2 separate regions of the Homo sapiens genome follow, and region 2 is linked to region 1. Evidence: read pairs that join two places in POLR2A ChIA-PET (ENCODE). Cell type or tissue: OCI-LY7. All regions are shown on one strand. Each heading gives the region's core, and the rest is flanking DNA. Links, peaks and the distances in the headings are about the cores only.

The links. Peaks named below come from ENCODE experiments on the same cell type or tissue, not always from the same donor. Only the 100,000 strongest peaks of a DNase experiment are listed, where the experiment ranks them.
Region 2: POLR2A ChIA-PET joins it to region 1 with 6 read pairs; 2 of 35 experiments call an interaction of 5 or more read pairs at or near these places.

The regions. Positions count from the first base shown.
Region 1 is chr20:53,135,774-53,138,690 of GRCh38, reverse strand. The region is part of intron 1 of TSHZ2 (teashirt zinc finger homeobox 2); the gene reads right to left. Among named protein-coding and RNA genes, the nearest start is that of TSHZ2, 160 kb to the right of the region's middle. In OCI-LY7, for the core only: a CTCF peak has its summit at 951; no DNase peak of the experiment used is centred there.
Region 2 is chr20:53,921,874-53,924,790 of GRCh38, reverse strand. The region is part of intron 1 of BCAS1-AS1 (BCAS1 antisense RNA 1); the gene reads right to left. Among named protein-coding and RNA genes, the nearest start is that of BCAS1-AS1, 7.8 kb to the right of the region's middle. In OCI-LY7, for the core only: a CTCF peak has its summit at 754; DNase peaks (open chromatin) are centred at 730 and 1,670; H3K4me3 peaks cover 1,102 bases; H3K27ac peaks cover 2,500 bases.

The sequences.
Region 1 (2,917 bases), core at 302-2,801:
CAAAGTTTGGCACATGTAAACTGGGTTTTGAAGTATATATAGAAGTCCATCAGGTAGAAAAATACAATCTAGAATAGATAAAAGGAACAATATGTTGGCAGGGGTTGGGGGGTGGAGGAAGAGCACAAATATGAAAGGACTTAGTGTGCTGAAAAAACTGCCGAGTGTTTGATGTGACTAAGGGTGAGAGAAAAGCCCTGGTTGAAAAGCTTGTGTGGAGGGAGAATAGGCAGACCTTAAGGTGACTATTTGCTATTTTGGAGGAACCTATATGTGAAGTATTGTTTTTTTTTTTTTTTCTTTTTTGAGACAAGAGTCTTGCTCTGTCGTCCAGGCTGGAGTGCAGCGGCTTGATCTCTGCTCACTGCAAGCTCAGCCTCCTGGGTTCATGCCATTCTCCTGCCTCAGCCTCCCAAGTAGCTGGGACTACAGGCGCCCACCACCACGCCCAGCTAATTTTTTTGTATTTTTTAGTAGAGACGGGGTTTCACCGTGTTAGCCAGGATGGTCGCGATCTCCTGACCTCATGATCTGCCCGCCTTGGCCTCCCAAAGTGCTGGGATTACAGGCATGAGCCACTGCGCCCGGCCACTGATATATGAAGTATTGTTAATGCTGGGCTAAGGAGTTTGGATTTTCTGCCTCTGCCAGTGTTTTCCAAACATTAGTCATTTGTGGACCACTTTCACAATTTTTGTCCTGGCTGGCTACTGACTTGGGGATTTCTTTTTTAAGTAGCTCACTTAAAAATACACTTTATTAGATTTATTTTTTAAAGATAGCTCTAAAAATACCACAACTATTCAAATGAAATGTATTCATTTGTATGTTCCTCCAAAGCATCTTATCCGCTACACTTGTGGAAATATTGTTTGGAGCCCTGGGATCTGTAGTATTTTTGGAACTACATGATCAGGTCAGAGCTGTGCTTTACAAAGATGCTCCTGTTGCCAATAAGAAGAATGGATTAAAGGGGCTACGTGCACAGAGATCAGCTAGAGGGCGATGATATGAATGTGTCTGAAAGGTGACAAAGTCCTGGATGAAGCAGCAGCCGTGGGGGTGAAGAGAGTTAGGGACTCATTTGAGGGCCACTTCAGAGGTAGACCAAATAGGATTTAGCGGCAGATTTGATGGGTGAGAGAGGGATGGTGGCAACTGTGATGGGCTAGACGTGGCTCCTTAATGGAGGGGCAGTTCCTGACAGCCATTTACAAAGTGATTCCATTTATATCAGTTATTCACAGACGCTGGAATCTTGAGCTCTTCAATGCCTAACGAACAGTTATGTAACCTGCAGGAGCTGAATTCTTGGTGACGGAGCCAGCAAGATCCTTCCTGGGGAAAACAATTTACTTGATACACAGTGTTTAGAATGAAAAAAAAAAAAAAAAGAAACACGAATATATTATCCATCTGTCTGCCCAGCTGTGGATGCTACATAGCTAATAGAAGAAAAATTTCTGTTAGCAGTTTTCTTGGTATTTTGTAAATCTAATTCTTAGATTTTTAGCTGCAGAAGTGTTACTATCAATGATAAAGGCAAACCAGGATAACTACAGTGGGAAATTGAAGTAGGTAACTGGTTGATTGCATGTATTTTAATTTTTCGGAACCCAAGCGCCATCCCCACACAGGGACAGGCAGAGGAGGGCAGACACACCACCCTCCCTGCTTTGTGAATCATCTAGACGATATCAGTCCATTAAACCACATAACCGATCATCTCTTTTCTTCATTTTGCTTCTGTATGTAAGATCGGAATATCTTCACTTAACAAGAAAGAAGGGGAAAATGGATCCTAACAGTCATTTTAATCAGGTAGAAAAAAAAATGAAGGGGAAAAAAAATCCAAACATCTCTTTTCCCCTTCTTCCTCAGTAGATTTTTTTTTTTCCTGTAATGGTGTAATGTGATGCCTTTCTTTGGGTAAAGCAATTTGCATCACTTAGAGGAATGAAAGGAAACTATAATATCAAGTTTATCTAAACTACTGAGTGAAAGGAGACTTGAAACTCTTAACTCAAGCCAAGAGAAGCACAAACTGCTGGGAAGTTCCAGTGTTTGGGAGGGAGATTGGATACTTTCCTCTAACTACTTTGATGTTACAGGTTCCTCTTCTATAAAACAGAATTAAGAGTGTCTACTGAAGTGGGCTTTAAGAGAGGTAATAAAATATTGAAATACAGTGTTCAGCACAGTGCCTGACATACAGCAAGTAGCCAATACATGGTGGAAGGAGTTATTATTCCCAGTAGTCCATCTGCCATGTAAGCTCAAATTAATTTTAAGTTCCCTTAAAAACTAGCTCTTCGATCCCTTGGTTTTCTCCATGTTTTAATTTGGTAAATGCATGCACCAATATACGCTCTCTACTTGCTATGGTTTGAATGTTGTCCCCTGCCTGGCAGTATTGAGAGGTAGGGCGTTGAAGAGGTGATGAATCCATTCATGCATTAAAGGGTTAATGAATGAATGGGTTAACATGGGAGTGCAACTAGTGGCTTTATAAGAGGAAGAGAGACTTGTGCATGGCACCTTAACACACTCAGCATTCTCGCAGTGTGATGCCCTATGCTACCTTGGGACTCTGTGGAGTGTCCCCACCAGCAAGAAGGCCCTCACCAGATGCAGCCCCTCAACCTTGGACTTCTCAGCTTCTGTAACTATAATAAATACATTTATTTCCTCTGTAAATTGACCACTTTTAGATATTCTGTTATAAGCAACAGAAAGCACACGAATACACTACCTAAAACTGAAGTACTAGAAATGGGACAAACATTGTCTGGGTGTGGTGGCTCACGCCTATAATCCCAATGCTTTGGGAGGCTGAGGTCAGAGGATCATTTGAGCCCAGGAGTTTGAGACCAGCCTAGACAACATAGGGAGACCCTATTTCTAAAAAAAAAAATAA
Region 2 (2,917 bases), core at 296-2,795, 790 kb before region 1:
GCCTTGGTCTGTCACCCAGGCTGGTGTGCAGTGGCGTAGTCATGGCTCACTGCAGCCTCAAACTCCTGAGCTCAAGAGATCCTTCTGCCTCAGACTGCTAAGTAATTGAGACTACAGGCACATGCCACCATGCCCAGCAATCTTTTCATTTTTTTGTAGAGAATGTTTTGAGCTATGTTGCTCAGGCTGGTCTTGAACTCCTGGCCTCAAGGAATCTTCTCATCTTGGCCTCCTAAAGTTCTGGGATTACAGGCAAGAGCCACCACAGCCAGCCATGTCCTTTCTTATTTTATCACCTGAATTATGGCCATAAGGCAGGATGAAAAGAAAATAAAATTAGAGAACCTGAGAATGAAATCATTGATTCAGTAACTGTTGCATGTTCTCCTCTATGGAGTTATTCCATTTAATCTTCAGAGGAACCCAGTGAGGTGGGGTTCTTCATCTCCTTTCTACACATGAGAAAACTGAGGTGTAAAGAAGTTACAGAATTTGCCAGAAGCCACAGAGCTGTTAAGCAAAAAAGCAAAGATTCCAAATGGGAGTGTGTGATTCCCAGTTTGCAGACTTAATCACGAGGCTGCATCGCCTCCTGCCATGTTGGGGAAAGCAGCGGGGTCAGTATGAGGGAGGCGGGCAGAGTCCTTCTCTCAGCGAATCACACAACTTGTTCAGGTCAGCCTGAGGAGACAGGGGCCACATCTTTGTTGCTAGCTTGTGTCTATAGCTCCCTAGAGTTCTGTGTTTCTCTTATAAAGTTAAGAACACACAACACCCCCTTGAGTTAGGAGCAGGAAAGAGTTGACTTTTGTTACCCAGTCTTGGAGAAGTTGATGGTTCTAGGTCCTTTTAATGGTGTGGAGGCCTGACATTTGATATCTGGGGAAAAGGTGGGAGAAAAAAAACTCCAAAATCCAAGCCCAGGCTGCTTACGGCCTGCTTGCCTGATTGCTTGTCAAACAGGAACCCTTCCTTGGCTGTCTTCCCTCCTAAATGATTTTCAAACTACAGTTTTAAAAACAGTTCCTTTGGGGAATTATAAAAGCAATGATGTTTTTGACGGAAAATTGTTGTGTCAACAGAAATGCATGAAAAATAAAATCACCAATTTCCTCATCACCCAGAGAGAACCACTGTTAACATTTTAACCACTTTTCCTTCTTTTTTTCTTTATGCAGAAATACTATTTTGTAAGCACTCAACTGCATAAAGTTTCATAGCATGCACTTTTAAAATTAAACATTGTATTACCAGCATTTTCCCATGTTTTAAAATTTTTCTAAAACTTGAAAAACATGATTTTTAATAACTACCTAATAGTCTACCCTACAGGTTATTATAACATTTAATAATTTCTCTATTGGTGGACATTCCTTTGTATCCTATTTCAAGCAACATTTCCCCCATGCAAATGTTTAGCCTTTATACAGAGATTATAATTTGATTCTACCAATCAAACTATTTTTATTTCACACCAACTTCCTTCTAGGCTTTTCTGTATCAGAAGAGTTGGGATGTAAATTACGGGAGTGATCTCAGCTCAGAAACAAATTCCATTGCTGTACCGTAGCAGCAACGCCCTCTGAGGAGAAGCCAACATGCCCTTTTAGTGAGCTTTTGGGTCACTCCAGTTAAAAGCAAACCAACACAGAAGTTTCCCTTGACTGTCTTCCCCCATCCTGTAGCCCTATGTTTCACTTCCCCTTAATTTCAATTTCTGCCTCTTTACCTCCCATTTACTTCTCAGAATGTTGTAATCTATTTTCCACTCCCATAACTGCTGAAACAGCCCTTGCAAAACACGAAATCCATTGTGCTATGCTTTAATTTCTAATTGCACAAGTGATACACAACAGCACTTTCTTAGTTAAAATGATAATCAACAATTTAAAGATAAAGGTAAACATTAAATTCATTTTTTTTTTATTTTTTTATTTTTTCTGAGATGGAGTCACGCTCTGTCGCCCAGACTGGAGTGCAGTGGCACAATCTTGGCTCACTGCAACCTCCACCTCCCGGGTTCAAGTGATTCTCCTGTCTTGGCCTCCCAAGTAGCTGGGACTACAGGCATGTGCCACCATGCCTGGCTAATTTTTGTATTTTTAGTAGAGATGGGGTTTTACCATATTGGTCAGGCTGGTCTCAAACTCCTGACGTCAAGTGATCCTCCTACCTCGGCCTCCCAAAGTGCTGAGATTACAGGCATGAGCCACTGCCCCTGGCCTAAATTCACTTTTAACCACTTATTCCCAATCTCAGGAACATCAAGGGTATCTAGTGTTGTATATGTGATGCGTTTTCTTCAGATCCTGTTTCTAAAGAAGTGGGGGTGGAAATGAGAGGGGGAAGAGGAGGGAGGAGGAGAGGGAGAGGAAGCCGCAGCACAGGCCATCTATAACGCTATATTTTCCTATAACTCCACTTTTTTGTGTGAGGGGGCGTTTCTTTTTGGTTTTGTTTGTTTGTTTTTTGAGATGGAGTCTTGCTCTGTCACCCAGTCTGGAGTGCAGTGGCACGATCTCGGTTCACTGCAACCTCTGCCTCTGGGGTCCAAGCAATTCTCCTGCCTCAGCCTCCTGAGTAGCTGGGATTACAGGTGCCCGCCACCACGCCCGGCTAATTTTTGTATGTTTAGTAGAGATGGGGTTTCACCATGTTGGCGAGGCTGGTCTCTTGGCCGGGCTGGTCTTGAACTCCTGATGCACGTTTAGGTTGTTTCTAGTTCTTCACTGAAACAAATAATAATACAACAAAGGGCACCCTTTACCACTTCTCCCTGTGCACCCATGAGAATTTCATTTCTCTAGGGCAGGTAAAGAATTGCACCTGCAGGCTGATTGAGTGCGCACTTTTCCTTTTAACATTAATAGGCTCCGACAACCTCTCCACCACCACCACAACGCGGCACATTTACATC